Regions from separate parts of the Homo sapiens genome. Here region 2 is linked to region 1. Evidence: read pairs that join two places in POLR2A ChIA-PET (ENCODE). Cell type or tissue: Caco-2. All regions are shown on one strand. Links, peaks and the distances in the headings refer to the core of each region. The heading gives the core; the rest is flanking DNA.

Region 1 (8,338 bases), core at 100-8,099:
TAATATAGTGGGGTCACAAAATACAGGTGGGTCAGTATACAAAAATTCAGTGTATCAGTAATTGTATTTCTATACTATAAGCAGTAAACAATAGGCAAATGACATTTTTAAAAATTCCTTTTCTAAGTACACCAAGAAGCCTAAAAACCTTAGAAATAAACTTTATAAAAGAGGCACAACAGCTCTATACAGAAAACTACAAAAACATTGCTGAAAGAAAATCAAAATAAATGGGGATTTTTCATCAGTTGGAATACTCAATATTATTAAAATGTTTGTTCTTCCAAAATTCTACGGACATAACACAGTCCCTGTCAGAAACCCAACAGGCATTTTTGTAGCAGTTGATCAGTTGCTTCTAAAATTTATGCAGACATGCAAAGAACTCATAAAACAGTCAAAAAATCTTTACAAATAACAAAATTGGGAGACTCACACTACCAGATTTCAACAGTAAAGGGGAAAATAAAAACAGGTTAGTGGGCTTTATCTAATCAGCTGAAAGCCTTAATAGAACAAAGATTGACCTCCTCTGAGCAAAAAGGAATTTTGACCGCAGGTTGCCTTTGGACTCAAGATGTATTTCTTCCCTGGATCTCCAGACTGCCAGTCTACCCTCCAGATTTTAAACTTAACAAGCCTCTACGAGCATATGAGCCAGTTCCTTAAAATAAATCTCGAGCTCTCTCTCTCTCTTTCTCTCTCTGTCTGCCCCCTGTACCACTTTTCCCCATACACACATACACACACACACACACCCTATTGGTTCTTTTTCCCTGGAGAACCCTTACATCTTAACTAAGTAATCAAATTTAGCATCAAAAAGTATGAGACAAACTAACATTACACAGCATAAACTATGAGGGATTCTTGCCAAAAGTATTAAACCTTATCCAATCAAGTATTTGTTTTATTTTATTTTTACTTTCTGAGGCCTGGCAGAACCAATCAAGTCTGACTTCTGGTTTTCTAAAAATACAGGAGTTAGAGAAAGAAATTGGACTACACTCAGACAAATTCAGAATGTGAGAACTTTCTTTGTGCTTATTTTTTTTTTAATATTTAAAAAAAGAGACAGGGTCTTGCCATTTTGCGCATGCTGGTCTCCATCTCCTGGCCTCATGCTATCCTTCTGCCTCTGCCTCCCAAAGTGCTGGGATTACAGGTGTTAGCCACCACACCCAGCCAGAATGTGAGAACTTTCTAGAAAACAATTGGCCTGGCACCTTTTTAAAAAAGTATTATATGTCAAGAGACTACAGAAACATAACTATATGTAATGAGTATCCATTATAAAATTCTCAGTTTGAAAAAAATTCTATGAAAGACATTTGGGAGACAAATAAAGCAAATAACCCAATTTAAAAATGGGTAAAGGATCTGAATAGATATTTTTCCAAAGATGATATACAAATGATCAACAAGCACATGAAAAGATGTTCAACAGCATTAGCTATCAGAGAAATGCAAATAAAAACCACAAAGAAATGCCACTTTACACCCACTAGGATGACTATAATCAAAAATATAATAACAAGTGTTGCTGAGGATATGGAGAAATTGGAACCAACATACACTGCTTGTGGGAATGTAAAGTAGTACAGCTGCTTTGGAATACAGTTTGGCAGTTCCTCAAAAATTAAACATAGAGTTACCATATGGCCCAGCAGTTCATCTCTTAGGTATGTACCAAGAGAAATGAAAGCACATGTCGATATAAAACTTGCACATGAATGTTCGTAGCAGCGTTATTCATAATAGCCGGAAGGTGGAAACAGCTCAATGCCATCAACCAATGAATAGATAAACCAAATGTTACCACATTCATACAATGGAATATTATTCAGCCATAAAAGTAATGAAGTACTGACACATACTACAGTGCAGACGAACTTTGAAAGCATTATGCTAAGTGAAGGAAGCCAGACACAAAAGAGCAGATAGTATATGATTCAGTTTATATGAAATGTCTAGAACAGGTAGTTCTGTAGAGACAGAAAGCAGATTGCTGGTCACCAGGAGCTGAGGGATGTGTATAGATTTTCTTTGTGGGGTGACCAAAATGTTCTGAAATTAGATAGTGGTAATGGTTATACAACTTTGTGAATATACTAAAAACTACTGAATTATACATTTTAAAGAGGTAAATTTTTATGGTATGTGAATTACATCTCAATAAAGCTGCTAAAAATAAAATAGTAGTCAAAAAGGCCCCAGTTTTCTAACTGGAGTCTCCTTGTGTGGCAATAACTCTTACCCAAGACTTCTGTTGGTCGCATGAAAGGGGAGCATTCAAACTTGTTCATATACTTCCACTGGCTTTTGAGACCTTATAAGGCAGATGCCTTCCCTAGTACATACAAGAATCCAGGAACTAAGAATGCACTCAATGTAGACCCTTATAAGCTGATATCTATTTTCCACTGGAAAGAAGTGGTTCCCCTGCATCTGAGACTTCCCAGAACTGAAAGCATCAAAGGAGCAGCTATCTGAACCTTTCCAGTAGCAGCTGCTATGCACTAGTCGGAGGAGTGTATGCCACCACAGATCAAATCCCATGTTAACAAACTTATGCCAGTGGAAATTTCAGTATAACCAAATATTTTGAAAATCTCAATCATTTAAAGTAATAATATGTAATAAAATGCTAGTGTAGTAAGAGAAATGGGATAGTCTCTTGGAATTGATTGTAATGGGATATGACATCTGTCATTGTCAATAGGCTGAATTTTAGTCATCTTAGAGACAGAAAATGTAAAGGATAATAGTTTGCAGTGTAGTTAGAGATGAGAAACAATAAAATGATGGTAAGTACTAGATGAATAATTTTAAAAATGCTATAGTAATTCAAAATTTGCTACTAGTGTCCATTTATAGAGCACCTACTTTGAGCATGAAAAGTTCCCGGGTACTGTAGACGGAATGACATAAAGGTCGCCTCTGCCTAAAGTCCATTATTTAAAAGTTTGGTCAGTTTTTCTAAAACTGCTTTCCATTTTTAACAAGCTTATATTCGTAAAAGCCAAAAGTACTGTTTTCTTTTGTTCTGTAATAGATGCTGTGAGAGAAGTAAGGAAATATTCCTCAGTTCATACCATTGAGAAGAGCTCCACCAGCAGACCTGATGCCTATGAACACACACAGATGAAACTTTTTAGGTCTCAAAGAAATCTTTACATTTCTGGATTTTCCCTATTTTTTTGGCTGTAAGTAAAAAATAATAATAGAAGCACAATTTAAAAACATGACTTATGCTTTCCTTTCTCATTTTGTCCACCTTTACTGTAGATTTTTTTTTTTTTTAAGAGAGACAACCTTTCGCTCTGTTGCCCAGGCTGCAGTGCAGTGGTGCCTTCATAGCTCACTGTAACTTCAAACTCCTGGGTTCAAGTGATCCTGCCTCTTCAACCTCTCATTTCTAGGACTACAGGCGGCACACCACCATGTAGGGCTAATTTTTAAATTTTTTGTAGAGATGGGGTCTCACTGTGTTGCCCAGACTGGTCTCAAACTCCTGGCCTCAAGTGATCCTCCCACCTCAGCCTCCCAAAGTACGGAGATTACAGTCACTGTACCCAGCCTACTGTAGTTTTGTTTGTTTGTTTGTTTGTTTGTTTTTTAAGATGGAGTCTCGCTTTGTCGCCCAGACTGGAGTGCAGTGGCGCGATCTCGGCTCACTGCAAGCTCCACCTCCTGGGTTCACACCATTCTCCTGCCTCAGCCTCCTGAGTAGCTGGGAGTACAGGCGCCTGCCACTGTGCCCTGCTAATTTTTTTGTATTTTCAGTAGAGACAGGGTTTCACTGGGTTAGCCAGGATGGTCTCGATCTCCTGACCTCATGATCCTCCCGCCTCGGCCTCCCAAAGTGCTGGGATTACAGATGTGAGCCAACGCGCCCGGCCTGTAGATTTTTTTATAACATCTTTGTAAAAGAATTCAGATGATATACCCAAATAACAAACAGTAGTTAACAGCTTGTAGGTTTGCCCAGTCCATAAGGCCCTGAATGATTAGGCTCCTGCCTCTCTTTGGAGCCTTGTCTCATACGTGTCTCTGAGATGTACAATACATTCCACCCTTACAGACCTTCACCATTTATTCATTCATTCCATCTTGCAACAGATATTGATTGAGTTCTGTGGTGTACCTAACTCTTTCCCATTTTAGGGTCTTTACACAAGCTCTTCCTTTTGCCAGAACACTCTTTTCTTTCCTCATTTCCTGGCTAACTCTTACTCATCCATTAGCCTCTTTCTCAAAGCCTTCTGTGGCCATCACTACCCACAAAGTAGGTAGGTCTTCTCTTACAGGTGCTCAAAGAATGTATATATACTTCATTTTCTAGTGTCATTCATGGTTGTAATTAAATACTGTTTTAACTTTTGCTTCCACAACTAGGAGCTAAACCCCTGAGGGCATGGACTTTGCTGTTTTCCGCTGTGTCTGCAGTGCCTGGCAGAGTGTCTTAACACTTAGCAGTTCCTGAGTAAAGGAATGTCTGCTGAATGAATAATTGAAGATAGTCATCACTATTTCTTCTAACAATGGCAGTTACACATAAACGGATGTGAATGAGCTGTTCTTCGGCTTGTTTGACCTTACACAATGTTCCTTAAATAGCAGAATTTGAACTGGGCCAAAAAAAATAATTCTCCTACTGGCCCTGTCACACTGTCTGAAATTTTCCTGTTTCTATTCCTCCAAGCTAAAGCCTTCTACAGGAAAACAAATAAGTACCACTGAACCTGTATTCTAAATGCTGGTCTTCTAACAAAGATTCCAAAGGAATGAGACACGGGCCTGTTTTTACTAAGAGACTTGAATTAAAAAAAGAATAATGGGTTCTGCCTAAACATTATCTGCCACCACCACACCTATATCTAATGGGGAGTAATTTGGCAATGACTGTTTTAAAATAAGTTTCTGGTGATTGGCCAGTAATACATTATTCTGGTTTTTTTTCTTAGAGTTTTGAGACGTCTGGTTACGCTTATTACTCAACTGGCAAAAGAACTGTCAAACAAAGGTGTACTTAAAACTCAAGCAGAAAATACTAACAAGGCTGCCAAAAAATTTATGGAAGAAAACGAAAAACTAAAAAGGGTATTTAATTTTCTTTGTAAAAATTAAATGTTGTTGGTGTTCCCGAGGAGTAATGTATTTGTTTTCAGCATCAAAAAGAGCATTTTTATATTTTATAAGCAGAAAATGACCATAATTAACAATATTTTATGTAATGATTATTTCAAGAATAGTTTTACTGTTCTTTAGAAATGCTTGTTCACACTAATATTTTTACTATTATTTAGATTTGCTTTTTCTCCATAGTGGATTTATACCATTGGACCTATTTTCTGTGATTTAAGGAGAAAATAGTATTCTGGGAATATGAATTTTAATTCCTTCATTACCGTTAAGTTTACTTTATAATCTAAAGCAAGTCTTTATAACTGTTTCTATTTCTTTTTCAGTTAAAGTATTTTTAAGCCTAGATTTTCGTTTTCTTTTAAATGATTGGTTTATAGAAAGCAGAGAAACGTCATTGATGCTAGATTGATAATTGCACATAATATTTGAAATCTTTAATGTTATTCCTTTATTTTCTATCTTTTGATCTCATTTCACAGTGGCAAAAATAAAAACACAGTCATTAAAGCTTTGATTGATAGTGTTAACTAAACTCAAAAGCACGCAGCCTTGTATTTATAGAACAACTGATCATGTACATATCTTAATTTAAAATTATACACATCATTTTGGAGTAATGATTTGTAACCATCAGAACACTGCTTTTTTTCCTCTTCAATTGTTTTTCTCTTATTCTTTAGCTCTAAGAAAATGGAAAGTGTTATTTTTTTCATACATACCATACTTAATACACTTAAATTAGTCTTGCCCTTTTAAAAAAAGCACCTTCCTCAAAATACTTTTGCAACTTTTCTCTTGGAATTGTTTTCAGAACCATTTACCCATGCAAGGAAACTTATGTCATGATTACCAATTCCTTGACCCTGCGTGATTTATTCTTTCTGTTTGTTTGTTTTCCTCTCCTTTGTTTCCATACTGTCCTGATTTGCTGCTTCCTGCATAGCTGTGACCCAATCAGAGGAGGCACAGATATGCTGGGCTAAAGCCAGTACACAGTGGGGAGAAAGTCTTTGAGCAGCACATAAAAGCAGCTGTCAGTGCCCAGAGTATAACTAATTGACCAATAAAGTGACCAACAAAGGCCATAAGTGAGAATATAAAAGATGACGTCTGTTTCAAGGTACTTCATGTAGGTTTTGAAAAATAAGCTAAGGAAAGATAAGCTTGTGAAAACACCCCCTTTGTTTTGTCCTTCCTTCCTTTCTTTCCTTTCCTCTCCTTCCCTCCCTTCCTCCCCAGACTGATCTCAAACTTTTGGCCTCAAGCAGTCTTCCCACCTTGGCCTCCAGAAGTGCTGGGATTATAGGCAAGAGTTACCGCGCCCAGCCATACCTCTTCATTCTCTATCAGAGACACATTATCCAGTGGAAACTGCATTACCCTGAGATCCGAGAGACTTAGGTGCTAGTTCCAACATGTGACCTAGCACAAATCACCTATGTTAATGGGCCTCAAAGTTCCTTAGCTATAAATAATAGTTAACATTGTGCCAGGTATTGCTTCATATGCTTCACAACAAGGTTTTTAACTGTTAATTTTCACAAAAGTCCCTTGAGTTTGGTATTGTTATTATCTGCATTTTATAGATGAGGAAATGGAGGCATAGAAAGGTTAAGTGACTTGTACAAGATCATTCAACTAATATGTGACAGAACTAAAATTTGAACCTAAGCAGCCTGACTCTAGAATCCACATTCATAACCACATTATTTTGTGCCCTCAACTCCTATGTTATCTGATAGAACAATTTCCACGTGGTACCTATGACCACTTTCTGTTCTGATATTCAGTTAAAGAAATGAAATAATTATGAAAGACCAATTAACTTTTAATTTTACTTCTTCAGTGTGATAGAGCTTTACTTTGTCCTGATTTTTTTTTCCAGCCACGTAACTTAACCAAGGTGGGATAATTTGGATTAGACAGTGAACGCTTGCATTGTTGTAGCTGGTAATCATTAAATTTCAGATTTCAGTGTTCTTGGTCTTTCTCCAGCGTCAAGTTACACATCATAAATTTAGGCAAGTTTACAGGTGCAGTAGTGAAAGCTTATTTACAAGACTAACACAAATCCACCTTTTCCAAGTCAATGGCATGAAAATTCAAGCAGTCAGCGAAAACGTTCCTGCAACTCAATGATTCTCTTCTAATTTGGGTAATCACTGGAGATTTTATGAACTGAATTCAGTGAAGTAATAGCTGGAGTTGTTTTCAACTTGAAGTAGGCAACACATTAAAAGAGATTTGGAGAAATTTTTTTCTTGTGCTGCTCTTTACAAAAAAGAAAAACTTTTAATTTGAGAAGATATGAGGCTCCTTTAGTTTCAGAATGTATTTCAATCCTCCCTTCTCCAAAAAACAGTCCTTGGGATTATATAATATATGCATTAGAGCTTTAATTCCTTCTCTGAGCTGCCTAATCTCTATATAGCACAGTAGTACTGTATTTGGTCTTGTGCTACAGTTTTTATGCTCGTTTCGTCCTTTCTACTAGATTGAAGTTATTCAAAAGTAGAGACCATGTTTCTCTTATATTTTTATCTCTTACAGCACCTTACATTGTAAAAATATTTGCATGTAGTCATTGCTCAGTAGAACTTTGTATTTTGATGAATATATTGGCTTACATTAGAAAATGAATCACCCTGCAGTGAAATTCCTCTTATGTTAGTCTGTTTAAAATTCTCCTGTGTTCCTTTTTTACCTGACTATAGAACCTGTCAGTATCAAGTTGCTGCCACTGGCCAGGTGCAGTGGCTGATGCCTGTCATCTTAGCACTTTGGGAGGCTGAGGTGAGAAGATTGCTTGAGGCCAGGAATTTAAGACCAGCCTGGGCAATACAGTATACACACACACACACACACACACACACACACACACACACGCACGCACATATATGTGCACACGTGTATATATAAATTTATATATCTATAAATTTATATATATTTATAGATCTACAAATTTATATATATAAATTTATATTAAAAATTTGTATATATATAAAATATATTTATAAATATATAAATATATTAAAAATTTATATGTATATAAATATATATTTATAAATATATAAATATATTAAAAATTTATATGTATATAAATATATATTTATAAATATATAAATATATTAAAATTTATATGTATATAAATACATATTTATAAATATATATATACATAATTATATATATT
Region 2 (8,338 bases), core at 169-8,168, 66 kb after region 1:
TTTACTTTAATAAAAATGTATACCTATGTCTGCATAGAAAGAATAAATAAAAAAAGAAGCAAAACAGTGATTATCTGGATAATGAGATAAAATGTGATTACTATATTATACATTAATGTAGTTTCCAAATTATTTACTACAGGCACATCTTATTTTTGTAACACCATAAAAGACATATACTATTTATGTCCCTAGGGAGCATATCTTATAACTGGAGAAGAAAATAAAGTAGCATACAGTAAACAAATAGAAAACAATTGAGTGCAAGATAAAAATAACAACAAAAAACCAAGAAAACAATTGAGTGCAAAACTGTATGATTACTGAGAATAAGCCCAATAAGTTGCTCAGAGAAGAAGAGATCAGAAATATAGAAAGAAAGTTCAGTTCAGTTCTCTTTTTGTATAAGTATGACAAAAATTTAGCATTTGCTATCTTGAGAAAATTAACACGCATAATGAAATAAAAGCTCAGGATTAGGCCTGGCTCAAGTGATCCTCCCGCCTCAGCTTCTCAAAGTGTTGGGATTACACTGTGAGCCACAGCGCCCAGCCAACATGTTTGCATTCTTTTGCAATTCTTCTGATTTGAGAACATTTTAAATTGTAAAAAAAAAAAAAAAAAGAAAAAATTTATACCACAATATTCGCTCTCAGACAAAAATAATGTAGCAAGATTGACTGCTCTTAAGTTAAATAAACGAAGGATTCAATTAAATCATTCTTGTAGCACACGTAGTCACTCAAAAGCATAGATACTCTGTCAGGTGTGGTGGTGTGCACCTATAGTCCCAGCTATTCTGGAGACTGGGAGTTCAAGTCCAGCCTGGGCAAAATAGCAAGATCCCATCTCTAAAAAAGAAAAAAAAGGCATAGATACACTATAAATTTATGTAAATATCTATATTTTATTAATTATAGAATTCTATTATAAAACTCATTTTATGAATCACAAAATACGCTATCAATTAAACTATAATATATAGTAGATCATCAATTATAACATGAACCCTGATAAAATGTGAAAAATCTGTATTTTATAATCAGTGAAATAAGATACACATTTTGTGACCATTTGATTAGTGTCTACTGCACCCATAAATATGAGGCCAGGGTATAAGCTTTTGTTCATCATTGTACCCACAGCCAGCACAAATAATTTCCTAATAAATCCTTGAATGAATGAATGAATGAACAGGTGAATGCGTAATCAAACAAGGGAGTTTGTCTTACACTGCAAATGCCTAAATGATAAATAAGAAAATGCCTTTTAAAAAAGTATTAACTGCTAAATAAGTACTGTAAAGTATCAATAATATTGTCTGATATTTATTTTTAAGTGATGCATCTATTTCTTTGGAAAGAAGTCCTGAATATTTTAAAAGTCTGATAAATAAGAACCACCCACCTCTGTGTGAAACAGGAGAAGGTTGCCTTATAAAGCCCAAGTGAGTAATCTAAGGTGTTTAATATCACAATTAAATAGGGTGGAGAGAGCAAGCTGTTATTTCCTCCTACTCTTCTGTTTTTAAAAAGCCAAATTCAAACGGTCTGCCTTTTACCTATGAGAAAAGCAGTTCTATACCCTTATAGAATCCTGTAACAGAGATACCATTTTGTTCTGCCCCAGCTATTTCTGCTATGGAAAAGCATTGAACAGAAAAAAGCAATTATCTTCATCCAGATACATGCAGGACTTATTATATTGTGATTATTGAACCAAACTCTTATATAGAGAGATGCATTTCAAATAAGAATTCTATTAGCCAAGCTAAGTTACTCTTTTGCCTCCTGTTGTTACTCAAGTCTTTTCTCTTCTGTCCTTCTGCCAGCCTTACCCCACTCCTTAATCCTCTGAACCAGCAAACCATTGCCAAGTTCTGATGCAAAGTGGTTTATAGGCCTGACTGGACCAGACTAAAAGTGTTCAAAATAGCAAGCAACAAGGAGCAGAAATCCATATTAGAATGGGATATGGACTATATTTATATTGGTACAGAATGCCTTCAATAAAGAGTTGTGAGTTGTGTAGGTGAGTTGCCATGGAGCTACAAATATGAGTTGATATTCTGAAATCCTAGACAGCCATCTCCAAGGTTAAGAAAAATCCTTATGCACTCACTTGCAAAGATATCCACAGCATGCTCTTAATGGAGAAAAACAAAGCCTTAGATCAAATATGTAAAGTAATTTTTAGTTTTTTGAAAAGGTATGTTTGGGCTATAGATAAATCTGTTCAAAAAACATGAGAGAAGATAATAATGGTTGAAAGGAGACACAGTGCTTGCCCTCAAGAAGTTTTTGTCTAGTGAGGGAGAGAGAACTTGTATGTAAATAAAATTGTGTTACTAAGGTAGATAGTGAGAAGTAACTTAAGAGAGGATCAGATAAGGTATTAAGAGAATACAGAAAAGGGTCTGGATTAATTCTGAACAGCATCAAAGAATGTTCTTGCAAGAGATAGTGTTTTCACCAGATCTTGAAGGTATGGATGAGGGTATACAGAGTGAGTATATTCAGATTCTACTTTAAAACAAATACTTTCCTCTGTTGTAGTGGAGTTGAGCTATACATCCAACAATAATGAAAAAATACACGCATATATACATATATGGAGAGAGATACATATTTTAGTACATGTAGCAATTGATTAATAAATGTACAGTTTAAGTCGCATGCAAAACCTTGGAGTGATAGCAAACTTCATTGTAGGATGTTTAGCAGCATCTCTGGTCTCTACTCACTAGATCCCAATAGCATCTCCCTAGGTGTGACAACCAAAAATGTCTCCAGGCATTGACCTCTGGAGGCAAAAAAAGCCCTTTATTAAGAACCAGTGGTATACATAAGTAAAACATACACAAGAGATTCCTCCCCTCTTCTCTGTATGTGAATAAAAATTGCAAAGTTCATGACCTGGATTTTCCTTTTAGGTTTCTTCTTTAGTGGTTCTTAACTTCATTGGGTGAAGTAAGCCTTTGAAGATCTGTTGAAAGCTGTTGACTCATTCACTTCTCAGGAAAACGCACATGCTGACTACCATTTCAGAGAATTTGCATCAGGGTTCTCTGGGGAGGAGTTCTGAGTTCTGTTTCCAGGAGCTCGTAGAATTGTCATGGTCTGCATATGCAAGGCAGGTGGATTACGGAAGGTTGATGTACAGAGGTCTGTATTTTGGAGCCTCTTCTGTATTTACTTCAGAACACTAACAATCAGGCGAGAATGTTCTGGTTTATCAAACCCTTCCTTCTGCCTTTCATCTTAACCATGCATTAGTTTTAACAAAGTTCATCCCAACAGAAGACAAAACACTGATGAGGTAGGATAGCTCCAGCTCCTCCTCCCTCTCTTCTAGTCTTGATTTCCATGTAGTCCAGTTTATTCCTTCCCTGATTGTCCAGGAGAATGAGAAAAAGAAAAAACAGAGTCTAGTGGGTAAGAAAGGGCCACCTGGACGGCTTGATTTGGATTGTGAAATAAAACACACACACATGCACACGTAGAATAAGTGGCTAAAATCTGAGTAAATCGTGAACTCTCTGTATCCTCCACCCATTGAATACTCCTAAAAGACTTTCTAGAAATTCAAGGACTTATTAATATAGAAACCTGGCCATTGTTCCTCTTCTCCTCCCCATGTGGTATGAGAGCACCTGTGGCAGGCTCCCAGAGACCACGGACCTCTTCCTCTAGGCGGGCTCTGCTCTTCTTTAAGGAGTCCCACAGGGCCTGGCCCGCCCCTGACCTCGCAACCCTTGAGATTAGTAACGGGATGAGTGAGGATCCGGGTGGCCCCTGCGTGGCAGCCAGTAAGAGTCTCAGCCTTCCCGGTTCGGGAAAGGGGAAGAATGCAGGAGGGGTAGGATTTCTTTCCTGATAGGATCGGTTGGGAAAGACCGCAGCCTGTGTGTGTCTTTCCCTTCGACCAAGGTGTCTGTTGCTCCGTAAATAAAACGTCCCACTGCCTTCTGAGAGCGCTATAAAGGCAGCGGAAGGGTAGTCCGCGGGGCATTCCGGGCGGGGCGCGAGCAGAGACAGGTGAGTTCGCCCTGAAGATGCCCACACCGCCCGGCCCGGGCTCCACTCCCGGGGAGGCCTCGAGGGTTGCGGATGGGACTCTTAAGTGGTCACGGATCAGGTGGGCAGGGGGCAGTACAGCTTTCTTTCTGAGACGCCGAGAGCGAACAGGCTGCTCGGAAAACAGGACGAGGGGAGAGACTTGCTCAATAAGCTGAAAGTTCTGCCCCCGAGAGGGCTGCGACAGCTGCTGGAATGTGCCTGCAGCGTCCGCCTCTTGGGGACCCGCGGAGCGCGCCCTGACGGTTCCACGCCTGGCCCGGGGGTCTGCACCTCTCCTCCAGTGCGCACCTGGAGCTGCGTCCCGGGTCAGGTGCGGGGAGGGAGGGAATCTCAGTGTCCCCTTCCAGCCTTGCAAGCGCCTTTGGCCCCTGCCCCAGCCCCTCGGTTTGGGGGAGATTTCAGAACGCGGACAGCGCCCTGGCTGCGGGCCATAGGGGACTGGGTGGAACTCGGGAAGCCCCCAGAGCAGGGGCTTACTCGCTTCAAGTTTGGGGAACCCCGGGCAGCGGGTGCAGGCCACGAGACCCGAAGGTTCTCAGGTGCCCCCCTGCAGGCTGGCCGTGCGCGCCGTGGGGCGCTTGTCGCGAGCGCCGAGGGCTGCAGGACGCGGACCAGACTCGCGGTGCAGGGGGGCCTGGCTGCAGCTAACAGGTGATCCCGTTCTTTCTGTTCCTCGCTCTTCCCCTCCGATCGTCCTCGCTTACCGCGTGTCCTCCCTCCTCGCTGTCCTCTGGCTCGCAGGTCATGGCAGCGCCAGGCGGCAGGTCGGAGCCGCCGCAGCTCCCCGAGTACAGCTGCAGCTACATGGTGTCGCGGCCGGTCTACAGCGAGCTCGCTTTCCAGCAACAGCACGAGCGGCGCCTGCAGGAGCGCAAGACGCTGCGGGAGAGCCTGGCCAAGTGCTGCAGGTAGCGGCCGCGCGGGCCTGCGTAGAGAGAAGCGGAGCGGGGCGTCCACGCCTTGGGGAGGGAAGGGCGTCCCCAGCGGGCGAGAGTGGGGTGCGGGCGGCGGAGCCCCTGGGCGCCAGCTGCTTCTCCCAGAGGCCCGACTTTCGGTCTCCGGTCCTCCACGCCGCCCTTCTGGTGGGAGGGTGGCTCCATCAGTCTCGGGCCCGAAATGAACTTACCTGGGAAACTCGCCTTTGGGGAGAGTGGGTTCTAGGAGCCCCGTCTCTCTTTTTCCTCTCTGAAGGAAACTTGGAGTGCCTCTTGGGGTACAGTGGGTCCCTGTTGCCTTCTTGGGAGCTTGTTTAAATGAAATGAATAGGGAAACCCAGCTCTTGACCAGGAGGAGTCCTTGAAACACTCAAGCTAAGTAGGCGGGCTACCATTCAGTTAGAGACCAGGATGCAAGCTAGAACCCAGGGGAGCGCGGGGTGTGCCAAGTACTTCATCAGCAGGCTGTGGGACCCCTGGGGAAAGCCACCCTCAGTCTCTAAACCCAAACATGCCGTAACTAGATGTCACAAACATAAAGAAATTAGAGTTTCTAAAACCTTTCATTATAGAACATTTCAAATATATGCATAAGTAGACGTAGTAGTATAATGAACTCCCCACCCCCACCGTTTTTAACCCATCACTCGGCCTCAACTGTGATCAAATCCAAGTTACTCTTGTTTCTTGTATCTACACCTACTTGCTCCCTCCAGTATTATTTTTAAGCAAATCTCATATAGCATACTGTCTTTATGTATTTTACTGCATATCTTTAAAGACTCTTAAAAAATATAACCACATTTCATGATCACACCTTAATATCTAAAAATAACCTCCTAATATCAAAAATTGAGTCATTATTAAAATGTCCAATCGTCCCATAAATGCCTTAATTAAAAAACAATTTATTCAAATCAGGAGTTATACCACCTACTTTTGATATTTTTCTTTCATCTGTAGGTCACTGAATTTAAAAACTACCAAGTAGCAAGGTATAAGGTATACATTCCTCATGCTAAGATTTTTGTAAAAACTAGCTCCAGGCTTGTATTGCCAAAATATACTCAGTGTGTTTATCTTCTTTAAAGAAAATAATAATAATAAGGCGCCTGGATTAGGAGTCTGAAAAGTAATCTCCATTTAGAGACTCCACATCCATCAGTCTCTGGCTGGACCAGAAAATAGGTTTTTGTGTAGGAATATTTTTTCAGAGGATTAAAAATGTGAGCGAGGGGTGGGACACTTAATCCTGTGTTCTCTAGAAGAGTGCATTTAAAAGGATAGATACAGTTCTTGGCAAAAGCATGGTAAGCACTTCAGGGTTATTATTTTCCAGGAAATACTTATCCTTTTTCCAAATAGTTATAAACATCAGCAGAATCCAGTTCATAACTTTGTGATTTGCAAATTGGTTGTGACTGAGATTGGATTGAAAACCCAGTTTTCTTGCTTTTTGACAGTTGTTCAAGAAAGAGAGCCTTTGGTGTGCTAAAGACTCTTGTGCCCATCTTGGAGTGGCTCCCCAAATACCGAGTCAAGGAATGGCTGCTTAGTGACGTCATTTCGGGAGTTAGTACTGGGCTAGTGGCCACGCTGCAAGGTAAGATGTTGGCAGATTGAGAGTTCTGGTCTCCAGCAGGAGTTTAACACTTCTCCCCAGCTACCATAGGTCTGTGACAGATGGTTGCTTACCCTTCAAGGCCTGTATCTTTCCTGTAGAGCCCCTTAGTGGAGAGAGTCACCTCTCTTCTCCCCTTCCTTAGAGTTCTCTTCCTGGGAAACTGCTGCCCCACTAGGTGCAGAGGTCCAATTTAGAGGCATATACTAGGCAGTGGCTTCTCAATTTTTTTAAATTTTATTTTATTTGAGACGGGGGCTCGCTCTGTCACCTAGGCTGGAGTGCAGTGGCGCAATCCTGGCTCACTGCAAGCTCCGTCTCCCGGGTTCACGCCATTCTCCCGCCTCAGCCTCCCCAGTAGCTGGGACTACAGGCGCCCGCCACTACGCCCGGCTAATTTTTTGTATTTTTAGTAGAGACGGGGTTTCACCGGGTTAGCCAGGATGGTATCGACCTCCTGACCTCGTGATCCGCCTGCCTTGGCCTCCCAAAATGCTGGGATTACAGGCGTGAGCCACTGCACCCAGCCAGCTTCTCTATTTTCATTGACCACAATTCAATAAGAAATGTGTAAAGAGTTTCAAGTCAAGATTTAAAAAAAAAAAAGAAATGTGTTACATCCTGATATATACATATATATCTAAAGTTCCTGTGAAATATTTATTATAACAATGTGCTAATCTTTCACTTTGTTCTATTATGCTTAGGTTTTTTAAATGATGATTGCAGCACATTAAATTATTTTATATCCACACGTGGATCTTTTTTGTTGGTTTGTTTTGCTTTGCTTTTTAGAGATACAGTCTTGCTCTGTCACCCAGGCTGGTGTGCAGTGGCACGATCTTGGCTCAATGCAACCTCTCTGCCTCTCGGGTTCAAGTGATTCTTGTGCCTCAGCCTTCTGAGTAGCTGGGGCTACAGGCATGTGCCACCATGTCCAGCTAATTACTGTATTTTTAGTAGAGATGGGGTTTCGCCATGTTGGCCAGGGTGGTCTGGAACTCCTAACCTCAAGTGATCCGCCCTCCTTGGTATCCCAAAGTACTGTGATTACAGGCATGAGCCACCATGCCCAGCCTCCCACACGTGGATCTTGAGGTGTAGTTTGAAACTGGCTTAAGGAAAAGTGAAGGGAGCTTCCTAGCCTGGACTCCACATGAATGTTTTGCCTGCCCCTCATCCCTTTTTAAAAAAATTCATCCTCTTATTTTAATGTGTGGGAAAATGTGCCAACATAGGTGGTTATTTGTTCTTTTATAAACTGAGTTCATACCATAATATTCCCATAAGCATCTTAGAAATCTGTTGTATAGTTGGTGCCTAGCAGCATGGCATTCTCCTCTGTCCCCTATCCCCACCATCTCGTTTCTGCCCCACCCCCAACACCCTGACCAATTTCCCAAAGACCCTGAATCATGAAAACAGAAATATCGTTATTTATTATAATTTGTGAAACACCTAATATGTTCCAGGCACTAGGTATGCTGACACGAATAAGATGCATCCTCTGCTTCCAAGGAACTCATAGTCCAATGGAGAAAGAGAAAACAATTCAATGTGATAAGGGCTGTGGCAGGGGAGTGCAAATTACTTGCTAAGGGAGTGCAAATGAGGTTCACTCAAAGCGGTCTTAGGGGATCTTGAATAGCTTCCTGGAAGTTGAATGTCAAAGCTGAGTTTCCCTGATGGCTAAGTCTGAGTTT

The links. Peaks named below come from ENCODE experiments on the same cell type or tissue, not always from the same donor. Only the 100,000 strongest peaks of a DNase experiment are listed, where the experiment ranks them.
Region 2: POLR2A ChIA-PET joins it to region 1 with 6 read pairs; 2 of 35 experiments call an interaction of 5 or more read pairs at or near these places.

Annotation. Positions count from the first base shown.
Region 1 is chr7:107,590,900-107,599,237 of GRCh38, forward strand. DUS4L-BCAP29 (DUS4L-BCAP29 readthrough) reads left to right here. Exons shown (of 13, transcript NR_163941.2): 9 at 3,056-3,206; 10 at 4,968-5,103. It overlaps BCAP29 (B cell receptor associated protein 29), which reads left to right. Exons shown (of 8, transcript NM_018844.4): 4 at 3,056-3,206; 5 at 4,968-5,103. Among named protein-coding and RNA genes, the nearest start is that of BCAP29, 15 kb to the left of the region's middle. In Caco-2, for the core only: no CTCF peak of the experiment used is centred there; no DNase peak of the experiment used is centred there.
Region 2 is chr7:107,656,819-107,665,156 of GRCh38, forward strand. It overlaps SLC26A4 (solute carrier family 26 member 4), which reads left to right and starts at 4,010. Exons shown (of 21, transcript NM_000441.2): 1 at 4,010-4,037; 2 at 4,821-4,987; 3 at 6,478-6,617. The coding sequence starts at 4,824. SLC26A4-AS1 (SLC26A4 antisense RNA 1) reads right to left here and starts at 4,980. Exons shown (of 2, transcript NR_028137.1): 1 at 4,784-4,980; 2 at 1-3,388. In Caco-2, for the core only: no CTCF peak of the experiment used is centred there; a DNase peak (open chromatin) is centred at 4,923; H3K4me3 peaks cover 1,530 bases; H3K27me3 peaks cover 792 bases.